Regions from separate parts of the Mus musculus genome. Here region 2 is linked to region 1. Evidence: chromatin contacts called from ENCODE Hi-C or POLR2A ChIA-PET data. All regions are on one chromosome and are shown on one strand. The core of a region is the stretch at or near the end of the contact, and the rest is flanking DNA. Distances in the headings are between cores, read along the strand shown.

Region 1 (6,205 bases), core at 1,630-4,129:
CTCACCTTCTTGCATATTCATACAGTGCCTGCTTGCGCTCCTGCAGGCTCTCCTGACGGGCCCAGGAAGACTTGGCAAACGTTAGGGCTGTGGGCTGAGGGGTCGCCAGGCCCGAGCTGGGGAACTGAGGTGATCACAATGTCAGAGGGCTTGCGAAGTCATCATCATTATACACCCATCGAATGCCTACTTTGCAAGAGAGGCACTGTGCTAGGGTCTCAACATCAAGGCGAGAAGTCAGGGAGAGGGAGCAGAGACTGCCCAGACCTGCCCTTAAGTCTTGGCCTTGACTACTCCAGGTCTCACCTTTGGGGCAGAGGGTGCAGGCGGGGACTGAGATCCCTCAGTGACATCTTCAGGCATGAAAGCCACAGCCCCCTCGAGCAGGTTTGTGATGGTCAAGTCTACACACCCAGTCCTGGCTGGGAAGAGAGGGGCAGAGTGTCCACTCCCTGTACCCCTTCTCTGTTGAGACCCATTTTCCTGTGTCTGCCATTCTGTGATGCTACCCTTTCCCATACCCAGGTCTCTCTGGATGACATTCAATGGCACATGGGGCAGAACCTCCTTGACTCTGTGAGCGAGAGTGGTCAGCTGCACATCAGAAGAAGGGCTGGGAGGAGAAGGAAAAGAAGACTGCACTGTTTAAAAGAAAAAAAAATGAGGTGAGTGGATTACTGAGAGAGGCAGACACGCGTAAGGAGGGAAGCAAAACCACCAAGCGCAGCAAGCATCTTTGTGCCCAGATCACACACCTGACTGGGGGCGTAATCTGGGGTGTCTTTGTCGCTTCATGTGTTCTGCTTTGTCTGCTGGAGTGAGCCGTGTCCCTATCTGGCCCAATTCTTTGGCCACCAGCTAGGGAGAATTGGAAGGTTATAGCTGTAGCCTCGTCAGGTCTTCTTCCCCTTCTCCCCAGGAGGGAGGGACCCCCCCACTTCCACCACACCCCTGTTCACTACCACCTGTTGTACACGGAGCGCAAACTCCTCACTCTCTTCCCCTAGCTGTCGACGAATGGGATGAAGCCACCTACAAAAACCAGAGCCCTGCCCTGTTAAGTCGACAGGGGCTAAGGGTATGGCCCTTCCCCATTTATCTTGGAACAGTGGTGGGGAGAGTAGGGAGATGAAGATAAGTGTTGCTTCTGTTAGAACTTCGACATTAACAAACCACAGGCAGACAGGATAGTGGTCACTACTTCCATGCCCTTGAGGTGAACACCTTCCCAGCCACCAAAAACGGAGGACAGTTAGTACCTTACTTGATACACCGTGAAAGGAACAAAAAGGGACCACAGCAGTTCTGAGACCCAGGAGGCATCTGACACCGTCTGAGGGGAGGGCATGAAGTGAGGTCTAAGCCAGGGCCACAGGTGGGAAACTTCCCTTCCAGACCCCAGAGTAGTCCCTGTCCAGCATGCACTCACCACAGAGACCAGGGGTCTCTGAACTTGCAGGGTAAGAGGTTGTACCACGTCCTGAATAGAAAATGGCCACGAACTAAGAGAGAGGGAGAGAGAGCGAGTAGTATGGGAGTTCAGCCTAGCCCAGCCAACCACTTATATCTGACTTAAACTAGTAAACTGTCCAACTCCATAAGCAGACAACTGAGGAATTAAGAATTTCGAGGGCAGGGCTAAAAGTGGGCAGACAGGAAAGGAACTAGGGCACCCACTCAACTGGAGCCAGATGCCTGCGCTTACCCACCTGAAACGCAGCAGCCCTTCTCGGCCATTGGTGGCCTCTTCCTCGGGGAAGAGCAGCAAAGGTGTGGGCGGAAGCCTCGTGGAAGCACAGAATTTCTTGAGTGACTCCACCAACTCCACCCGCCTATCCATCTCCATGAAGCCCCGAGACCAACACACAAAGCTGGGGGGACTATTGAGTAGAGGCTGAGAACGGGGAGAAAAAGCAAGAAGAATGGAAGGAAATGTCAAAAAGAGAAAGAGAAAGGAAAAGACAGAAAGAAAGAGGAAAAGGGTGACACGTGAGGTGGCGATTAAGGGGCTGGGGGAAAGGCTCGGTGTTCCCCAAGAGAATCCCAATGGGTAAAGGGGAGCCTTGAGCTTGGGCCTGGGGAGCCACCCGGTGGCGCTCTCGGCCTCGCCCCCCACTCACGGTGCTACAGGTGGTGAGGAGGTTGACTATGTTGTGGTCAAAAGGTGTTACGTGGTTGGAAATAAGGACCCTGACGCGGTGATCGCGGAGTCCGGAGTCCTCCTGCCGGGCCACGAGCCCCAGGACCGCACACATGGTTCGTACCACGAACCTGGGGACACAGGCGGCGGTGACCGTGCGGTCCAGAGCCCAGCCCAGCCCCGATGCTCCCCCGGGCGCCGCGGTCCGCACCTGCGGAGGACGCTGTCGGGCAGAGCGCAGCTGACCAGGAAGACGTGGAGCCCGAGGAAGAGTCGCAGGACCAGGAGGCAGAGGCCGACCGGCGCGTAGAGCAGTAGCGCGAGCAGCAGGAAGCCGTCACTCGGGAGCCTGTGGCGAGAGGCGACGCGATCAGGCGCCGAAGCTGACAGGACGCGCTGACCGGTCTCTTCCCTCCGCAGCGCTTACCGGTGCGAGTCAAAGAGCCGCTCCGGCCCCGGAGCTGGGGGAGGTTCCATCGCAGCCGCTTCAGGAGAGCGGGGCCGCTGTCGCCGCCATCTTCGCAGGGCCGCGGGGGCCCCTGGGAAGGCGGAGTCTTTGGGCATCCGCCGAGACGCCAGAACCTGAGGCCCGGAGGCGCCCCGGAAGGGCTAGCGTTCCCAGCATGCCTCGCGGCCCCGGGGAATGTGTGTGTATGTGTGTGTGTTTGTGTGTGAGCGTGTGCGTATGCTGGAGAGGAGCGCGTCCTGACGGGACTACGTTTCCCGGCATGCGCTGAACAGCTACCGTCGTGCCCTGCTTCTCCTAGACCGCTTGCCGGGTTCTAGAGGACCGCCTCTGAGTAGGGCGGGCGAGGAGAGTCGAGGCGGAGCTGATGGCTGCGCTGAAAGCGGGGCGGGGTGCAAACTGGAGCCTTCGGGCATGGCGGGCTTTGGGGGGCATCTTCTGGAGGAAGCCTCCCCTGTTAGCTCCTGACCTCCGGGCTCTGCTGACGTCAGGAACTCCTGACTCTCAGATCTGGATGACTTATGGGACCCCCAGTCTCCCGGCCCAGGTGCCTGAGGGGTTCCTTGCATCACGGGCAGATCTGACGTCTAGGACCCCGGATCTCTGGGCACGATTGAATGTGGGGACTTCAGGCTCCAGTGACCAGGAGGCCCGCAGGAGCCCTGGAAGCCGTCGGCGCGAATGGCTGGCGGTGGCGGTGGGCGCAGGAGGTGCAGTGGTGCTGCTGTTGTGGGGTTGGGGTCGGGGTCTTTCCACGGTGCTGGCTGCTGTTCCTGCTCCGCCACCCACTTCTCCCCGGAGCCAGTACAATTTCATCGCAGATGTGGTGGAGAAGACAGCCCCTGCTGTGGTCTATATCGAGATCCTAGACCGGTAATGGTGAAGTTGACCAGGAGGTGTTGAACTGCCGTTAGTGAAGGCAAGGGAGCAGGATGAGGTGGAAGCTGCAGTGTAATGGGTACTTTCCCCATCCCAGGCACCCTTTCTCCGGCCGTGAAGTCCCCATCTCAAACGGATCAGGATTCGTAGTGGCTTCAGATGGGCTCATCGTTACCAACGCCCACGTGGTGGCTGATCGGCGCCGAGTACGAGTGAGGCTGCCTAGCGGGGATACTTATGAGGCCATGGTCACAGCTGTGGATCCCGTAGCAGACATTGCCACACTGAGGATTCAAACCAAGGTGGGGATGGAGTAGGCCAGATCTGATGGCAGCTGTTCTCTTGCTCCCTTCTTAAAATGACCAGTTTTGCTGGCCTTGTTTCCCTTAAGGAGCCTCTTCCCACACTGCCCCTCGGCCGCTCTGCTGATGTCCGGCAAGGGGAGTTTGTTGTTGCCATGGGAAGCCCCTTTGCACTGCAGAACACGATCACATCTGGTATTGTCAGCTCTGCTCAGCGCCCAGCCAGGGACCTGGGACTCCCTCAAAACAACGTGGAATACATTCAGACCGATGCAGCTATTGATGTGCGTCCTGATATGAGGGAAATTAGGTGCTAAGGTTGGAATTGGGGAGAACAGCTGTTGGGTATGAGCACCAACTGACACGTGGTGGTGACTGGGCCTGTATCAGAGGTTGGGCTGCAAAAGGCAGCCTCTCTAGTTCATGTGCTAGGAATGGAATTTGAAAAATTTCCCTACACCCTGTTTATGTCCTCGGTCTTAGAATTCCCAGAGCATGGGATTCCAGATCTTTTTGATGTTTTCTTTCATTTTATCTCACAGTTTGGAAATTCTGGTGGTCCCCTGGTTAACCTGGTGAGTGTCCGTGTTCTTCTAAGAATCCATGCCCCAGGTTAGTGTGGGAAGTGTGGGTTTTCCTCTGATTTAGGGAATTTTAGCTAAGTCTCTAGTCTCTTGTTCCTCTCCTGGTATACAGACAGACAGACAGACAGACAGACTTCTGTCCCCAAATCCTTGCTACTCTTGTTCAGGTGCCCCCATCCTCTGCCATCTGTGTGGGCTAGGGGACAGGGGGCTGTGTCCCTGCAGGATGGGGAGGTGATTGGAGTGAACACCATGAAGGTGACAGCTGGAATCTCCTTTGCCATCCCTTCTGATCGCCTTAGGGAGTTTCTGCATCGCGGGGAAAAGAAAAGTGAGCCTGTCTTACAGGGAAAGGGGTTCCTTTAAAATGGAGGATGGGACTTAGGGGAGGGCATTCACTGGGGCTTGGTATAGAGGGGTGTGCTGGTAGAAAGTAAGGGAAAGAATGTAGCTGGGGGGCGGTTCATTTGTCCTCTTTTATTACAGATTCCTGGTTTGGAACCAGTGGGTCCCAGCGCCGCTACATTGGAGTGATGATGCTGACCCTGACTCCCAGGTATGTTAGTGTGGTGATATATACATATACATATATATGTATGTTAGTGTGGTGATATATACATATATCTATATATATGTATATATATATACACCTATACATACATACACACACACACCCCTACACACACACCATACACACACCCTATCCTTTTCTTGGGTTTTCTCTCATGTCTGTTTTTTCCTAAGATAAGCTGTTGTCTTCTGTCACAAGCACTGTTCCCTCTCATAACTTTCTCATCCCACTGCATCTGGATCTTTCAGTAGATTGAGTACATCCTGCTATTGCTGTGATGTAAAGCCAACATTGACCTAGCACTGGAGGCCCATTCCCGCCCATTCCCACCCATCTCGTTATCCTTCCAGACAGCTTGCCGTTTCTTCGGAACTACTTTCATTTTCCACTTCTATGTCTCAATACCTTATTTCGTAAGGTGGTAGGACCCACCCTTCTAGGCTCAGCTTAAGTTCTAACCCTTCAGGATGACAGAAGTGAAGTTGATCAACACCATGTATCTTTCGAAATTAGCTATCTTTTATGTGTATATCCCACTTCCTAAGCTCTAGAAGGCAGAAGGTGAACTATTAAGATGGGAGAGGGCCTGTGTGGAGCTAATAGTGTCTGTGCCCTTTCAGCATCCTTATTGAACTACAGCTCCGTGAGCCAAGCTTCCCTGATGTTCAGCATGGTGTCCTCATTCATAAAGTTATCCTGGGCTCCCCCGCACACAGGTGATGGGGAGCGTGCTCTGGGGGGGGGGGTTGGGTGGGATGGGATGGGTGGATGTATCCTTGAACTTCTCTGTCTATTCTCTCCTTGCCCCGTCCATCCTCCACAGGGCTGGTCTGCGGCCTGGTGATGTGATCTTGGCCATTGGGGAGAAATTGGCACAAAATGCTGAAGATGTTTATGAAGCTGTTCGAACCCAATCACAGCTGGCAGTGCGGATCCGGCGCGGATCAGAGACACTGACCTTATATGTGACCCCCGAGGTCACAGAATGAATGACTGGACCGGCAAGAGTGTGAAGCTCTTGCCCTGATCTCCTCCTTGCTTTCCTAGCCTAGGTTCTGAGTGCATGTGGGTAGAGGAGGAGTCAGTGAACCTGCGGAGGGCAAGTCCCTCTAACCGCTGCATCAGTCCTGGGCTCCGAAGAACACATTTTATATAAAATAAAATTATACCTAGCAACATGTTACAGTCAAAAGTGGGGGTTGGATCTTCTCCCCCACCAAATGGCTAGAGGTAACGCGGTCCTTAGGAGAACGGAGAGCGATG
Region 2 (6,205 bases), core at 1,793-4,292, 37 kb after region 1:
TGAAAGTAGAAATCAGTAATGAAAGCAACAATATACTTCAACATGTTCATAGCTGAGGGCATCACAGGAGAACGTAGAAAATAATTTACAGGGAATGAAAAGTAAAACACAAGATGGCAAAGTTTATGACAAACTGCTACGGCGGGGCTTACGGTAAGAGAGGAGAAAAGGAGTCACCAATCTTTCCTAGCAGAGAACCCTGTGGGTTACAACGACGACTGGTCAGGCAAGATATGCCCATGGGTGCAATAGTGGCCCAAATGTCAGGAAGTAACAACTTTCTGATTGGCTTTAAGGCCCACTTCACAAGTTGAAACCATACCTGATACTATTACCAGGGCCAAGAATCTGTAGCTAGACAGACCATAGGCCTTAGGGAAGAACCTGTTTCTATTACTCTGGTAAGTGGACATAAAATCAAACCAACTCCTAATGGCCTATCCCTATACCCATAGATTAGAGCGTGTCTCAGCCCTCACTATAGAAATTTCTTTTTATTTTTTTATTTTTTATTTTATTTTTGCAGTAAATAGTGATGAACTTGGAGACCCACAACTGGTCAAGGTGCAGAGAATAAGAGATTGTGGACATTTGTATCACACTCCTCCACCCAAGACTCAGGGATCATGGAGAGGGGCAAAGAGACAATGAGAGTCAGAGGTGGTGGATGACCACAGGAGACTGTTGTCTGGGCATAGCAGGACAGTTGCGTGGATGACTCCACAGCAACTGAGATAGCACGCAGAAGACAAGATTTTTCTTTATGTGTATGGGTGTTTTGCCTGCAGGCATATCTGTGCATCACATGCATGCCTGGAGCCTGTGGAGGTCAGAGAGGGCATCACATATTCTGGAACTGTAGTTACAGAGGGCTTTGAGCCACCATGAGAGTGCTGGAACCGAACCTAGGTCTTCTGTAAGAGAAACAAGTGCTCTTAACTGCTGAGCCATCTCTCCAGTCCTTTGGATTAATATTTTAAAAAACCCAGTCAGTAGATTATACTATGCTGTCTTAGTTAGGGTTTGTATTAGTGTGAAGAGACACCATGATGGAGACGACCCTTATAAAGGACAATATTTGATTGGTACTGGCTTACAATTCAGAGGCTTAATTTATTATTGTCATGGCAGGAAATCTGGTGGCAAGCAGGCAGACATGGTGTTGGAGAAGGAGCTGAGAGTTCTACATCTTGATCTGCAGGTGGAAAAAGGAGACTCTTCCACACTGGACGTAGCTTGAGCATATAAGACGTCAAAGCCTGCCTGCACTGGAGCACACTTCCTCCAGCGAGGCCACACCTCCTAATATGGCCACTCCCTATGGGCCAAGCATTCAAACACACAAGTCTATGGAGTTCATACTTATTCAAACCACCACATATGCTAATAAAGTAAAGAGAAAGAAACCTCTATATAGTTACCTGGTAGGTTTTATTTAAAAAAGAAAGAAAGAAAGAAAGAGAGAAAGAGAGAGAGAGAGAGAGAGACATTAAAAACAAACAACAAACTAGGAATCAGGGTAGTACTTCCTTATCTTGACAAAGTGCTAAAACCAAAATAAAACAACAAAATTGAAAAAGAACCTCATAGTTGCCCACTGTAGTGGCTTGTGCCTATGATTAGAACACAGGGGAGGGCAGATGCGGGGAGGATCACCACAAGTTCAAAACCAGCCAGGGCTAGGTAGTGAGTTCCAGGCCAACTTGGACTACAGTGTAAGACTCTGTTTCAAAACAAATAAACAAGCAAACAACTCCCTACCTGCACAAAACTCCCTCAAGATTCTAACTCAGTGGTAAACAGTGGCACGCTGTGGTTTGAATGTGAGCGGCACCCACAGGCTCATACTTGTGAGTGCTTAGTCATTGGTGGCGCTATTAGGAGGTGTAGTTTTGTAGGAGGAAATGTGTCACTGAGGGTGGGCTTTGAGGTTTCAAAAGTCCAAGCCAGGCCCAGTGGCTCTCTCTTCCTGCTGTCTGCTGATCCAGATGTAGAACTCTCAGCTAGTTCTCCAGCATCATGTCTGCCTGCATGCCATCATGGTCTCTGACATGATGATAATGAACTAGGCCTCTGAAACTGTAAGCTAGCCCCAGTGAAATGCTTTCTTTGTTCTTTTCATTTTTTGAGACAAGGTTTCTCTGTGTAGTCCTGGCCGCCTTAGAACTCACCCTGTAGACCGGGATGGCCTCAAACTCACAGAGATCTACTTGCTTCTGCCTCCTGCGTGTTGGGATGAAAGGTGTGTGCCACCACTGCCTGGTTTAGATGCTTTTTTTTTTTTTTTTTTTAAATAAGACTTGCTGTGGTCTTGGTGTCTCTTCACAGCAACAGAAGAGCAGAAACAAATATATCTGGTCTTACCCATTATCTACAATAATGTACTGGAGACATACTGAAGACCAGAGGTCTTTTAGGAGGTTAGGATTCTGTATCTGACTCCGGGTGAGGCACATCCATGAAGATGCCAGGTATACTAACAACATGGCACACGGGAACTGGTACTTTCTGACTTTGGCATAAGAAAACAGCAGCATGACAGTTAGCACAGTAGAGAGCTGTGGACCAACCTGCGCTGTTATGGGTGCTATGATGGCCAGGTAAGATGTGGCAACAGACACAAGGGTGGAAAAGGACAAGCGATGAGTGGGGACAAGGTCTGATGGGGTAGGAAAGCTTCACAGAGGGCATTTAAGCAGAATCTGGAGAAAGTGAATAAAACTCGGTGAGCTGGGCAGAGGCAAGGGTGAGCACACCACGGTAGAGGCGTGAAAGAAGTTAGTGTATTTGGGAACAGTTAGTAACTTATTGCTCTCTCTGGAATGGAGACTAGAAGAAGCCTAGTGAAATGAAGCAAGGGAAGTAGACCAGGATGGACCACAGGAATCCTATTGACCTCATGCCTTTATGGTTACTCCCCTCCCGACCTTCAGAGTCTAGTCTCTAGCCTCATTCTGTTTTTCTTCAAGGCTCTTGACCTGCTATCACCCCACTCTGGGCTTGCAGTCCTGGACTTGACTCTTGGCCTGCACAGCCAAGGACTTTCTGTTTCTCCACCCGTTCACAGCCCAACCAGCTCATAGCCTGTGTGCTCAGACTGGACACATCCTGGCTGGAATTCTGTCACTTCTGTGGCCAGTTGGGGCAGACACGGACTGGAAACTCAGGAATGTGTCTCTAGAGACGCTGACATTTTAAGTAGGAAACTGAAAGAGTGAGGTGGTGTTTTCATTTCTTTTTCTAGTTAGCACAGAGCTAACTTTGAGAGAAATGAGGATGTGGAAAGTGAGTCACTGGCTGCATAACTGGGACTCCACAGTAGGGCCAGTAATTGAAACAACATTTTCCTGGCAATGGAGGGATTTATCTCAGAAAGACTTGGAAAATTAATTTTAATTTCTTCTATATATCTTTATTCCCTACCATATTTTATGAAGTTGTTATTCAAACAGAAAAAAAAAATGAGAAAGCACGCGAAGACAGAATAACAAGTTAAGGAAGTTGGCGATAGGAGAAGGGCAATGATGGAGCCAGGATTAGAAAGGCCATCAGAGTTGCTAGGGACCCTATGGTTCTTGACATACAGTCTGGGAGCTGCTGCCTAGTGGATGTTACTGAGTAACAAGTATGTTTCAGAGGCTACTGTGGTCAGTGGGCCAGCGAACCCCTAGACTGTAGAGCGGTTTAGCATCTGGGACTTGGAGCAAGCTTCTTGGGCTCAGCCCTGGCTCTGCCATTTACCTGAACCTTAGTTTCCTTATCTGCAAGACAGAGACAGTTCTTACTTTATAGGATCGTTATGGTAATAAACTAATCTGATAGTTGTAAAGTACTTGGAACTGCTTAAAGCCCAAAGTCAACATTATAAAATGTTCAGTTTCTAAAATTATCCGGGCACAATAGTTTACACATTTGATCCCAGAATTCAAGAGGAAGAGGCAGGTGGATCTCTGTGAATCCAAGGCCACCTTGGTCTACATAGTGAGTTCTGGGCCAGCTAGGGTTATGTAGTGAGTTCTCTGTCCGCCCCCCCCCCCTTTTAATTAAGACATGTTTAATTATTAGTTACTTATTTTGCCACATTAAAAATAATTGAGTAATTTTTAGATATAGGGCTATGAAAGCATCAAAGTACTATAAGGACACAGACCATTATGATCTGGACTAATCTAAGAGTGAAATTTATGAGATTGGTAGATGTGTAGTGATTTTCTCTGAGAGTAAAACCTTCCATCTTGGAGAGAAACTCCTGAAGACACAGAATGTCAGAAAGAAGGTGAGACAACAGGATGGTCTAAGGGAGATGAAACACTCCATCCTTCAGAGATGTTCCTTAAGCTCAGGAAGTAAACAAAGCAAAGCTTTTAGGAAGTCCCTGAAACTGACCAGACTCACTAGCCCCTTTCCCTCAAACATACAAGCTGTAAGGACTTCTGAGAGAAGAGCTGCTTAGAAGAGGCTCAGAACAAGCAAGCTGCCTGGAGGAGACACAGACCAAGTCAGTTACCTGTTAAGAACACTCTGCCCTGCCTACTCTTGTCCAGCTGCCTGCAGCTATGCACTGTGTTCCTGGTTTCAGGCCTTTGTGAGCCGTCGCCCATGCTGGTGTGGGTTTTTGGTAATGCAGCTGTCTCTGAGTCATTTCTGTTCCTGTAAGTAACCCCTTGCCCATATTCCCCTAAGGAATCCCAATAGAACTCATTGATTCACCAAACTGGACTTTAGTGGTGTCTCTACTTTGGTCTGTCATCAATTTCCTATGTAGAATGGAGAGATGTTTGTTCTTGTCTCCAAGAACTGTTATCATATAATATAAAGACAGAGAATACTATTGATCAGAAAGACTGGGTAAATCTTTTCTGATGAAAGTCAGATACCCAAATAAAACAAACTTTGAGGAAGACAGAAATGGAGCAAATTTCAGAACAGAACAGAACAGAACAGAACAAAACAAAACAAAAAACCAGGGAATGGAAAGTACACTTCTGACTGCATTTGACTAAGGCTTAAAGCATTGTGCAAAGTGTAGATGGAAAGGTTATGTAACTTTTACAGCCGAGGAGCCTGATAGGTTGACACCAATGGCTAGGATCTGATTAGTGCAGCATGTGTCTTGTCCAGAAAGCTGCTGCAAATGAAGAGGTGGAGGAGAGGGAATATCAAACACACTCACCTATACTCTGACTTGTGCGGAAGCTCATGAACCTGGCAGTGAAAACACGGAGTGGCTGGGGTGAATTAGAGACTGTGCTGTGTGTGTGTAGTCGGGTGACAAAGGTGGATGAGAGCTCATGATAACAACTACGTCTGCATCTAGAGATCACCTCAGACCGCTTCTCCCTCCCAGGACAGTCAGAGAAGCTAGATAGTGTGGAATCTATGTTATGTGAAGAGAATACAATGGGAAATGTATAAAGCTGGTCCTTGAATACTGACAAAGAAGTACAGATTTAATGGTACAATTATAGTCTCTAGAGGAGAAAGATCCAGAGAGAGGTAGGAATTAGGCTAGCTCCATTTCCCTGAGGGCATACGTTGACTTTGAGTGGGAGGGGATGGTGGTAGTCATAGTGGTGGAGCTCAGAATCTAGGATTCCTATCTGTTAAGAGATGTTTACAAGGAAGCAGATCTTTTGGCAGAGATCTGCTGGTGGGGTAGGGTGTGACTCAAGCCAGTTTTCCACTTAGGACATTTGTGATATACTAGAGTTAAATGGATTTGGAGGCAGAAATTCGTGAGAGAAGCTAAGTGTTTAAGGAGACTTGGGTGGAAATGATCAGGGTTGAGACCTTTTAGGGTGAGGAGAGACACGCAGCACACCAGGCTTGTCGCTGAAAGCTCTGGAAGATAGGCTGAGCTGTAGCAGGATGGCTGCCCAGCTGTGACTCAGCACGGTACCCGAGTGCTCTATCTGCCTGGTGCAGGGAAGGGCGAGCCCTCTCTACCAACTGAAGCCTCTATAATACACTTATTCACAAGGTGAGGCTTTTACTAAATATTGTTATGTTAAAAAAAAAAAGTCATGTAGGACTGTAAGTTTGAAAACCAAAAGACAAAAGAAAGAATAAAAACAAAGGCACCGATTAAGGCTTAACCGTAAAGAGTCTTAAATGCTTAAAACTGCATGTGTTTGTTTGTATGGGTGTATGTGTGAGTGTGTTTGTGTGTCTGTGTGAGTTGTGTGTGTTTGTGTGTATGTGTGTG

The links. A loop is a pair of places that touch in the nucleus more often than their neighbours do. ChIA-PET counts read pairs that join two places held with the same protein, here RNA polymerase II (POLR2A).
Region 2: POLR2A ChIA-PET joins it to region 1 with 21 read pairs in Patski. The contact joins the enhancer-like site here to the promoter of Aup1 in region 1. A Hi-C loop is called at or near these places in 8 of 37 maps with a recorded cell type or tissue (CH12.LX, CH12F3, T-helper 17 cell and 5 more). POLR2A ChIA-PET finds 5 or more read pairs at or near these places in 2 of 5 experiments (Patski and embryonic stem cell).

What each region holds. Positions count from the first base shown.
Region 1 is chr6:83,051,195-83,057,399 of GRCm38, reverse strand. It overlaps Aup1 (ancient ubiquitous protein 1), which reads right to left and starts at 2,879. Exons shown (of 12, transcript NM_007517.4): 1 at 2,568-2,879; 2 at 2,352-2,489; 3 at 2,121-2,271; 4 at 1,710-1,894; 5 at 1,430-1,502; 6 at 1,260-1,333; 7 at 966-1,032; 8 at 756-858; 9 at 522-641; 10 at 307-422; 11 at 6-124. The coding sequence starts at 2,704. Htra2 (HtrA serine peptidase 2) reads left to right here and starts at 2,829. Exons shown (of 8, transcript NM_019752.3): 1 at 2,829-3,479; 2 at 3,583-3,787; 3 at 3,877-4,071; 4 at 4,330-4,362; 5 at 4,597-4,702; 6 at 4,858-4,927; 7 at 5,563-5,658; 8 at 5,766-6,134. The coding sequence starts at 2,974. The coding sequence ends at 5,931. Loxl3 (lysyl oxidase-like 3) reads right to left here. Exons shown (of 14, transcript NM_013586.5): 14 at 4,834-6,205.
Region 2 is chr6:83,014,333-83,020,537 of GRCm38, reverse strand. The region is part of intron 7 of M1ap (meiosis 1 associated protein); the gene reads right to left. The region is part of intron 2 of Gm32644 (a long non-coding RNA gene); the gene reads left to right. Among named protein-coding and RNA genes, the nearest start is that of Gm32644, 5.1 kb to the left of the region's middle. Within about 2 kb of position 3,042, at least 1 of the 3 ENCODE cell types and tissues checked has a DNase peak (open chromatin) inside an H3K27ac peak, as active enhancers do.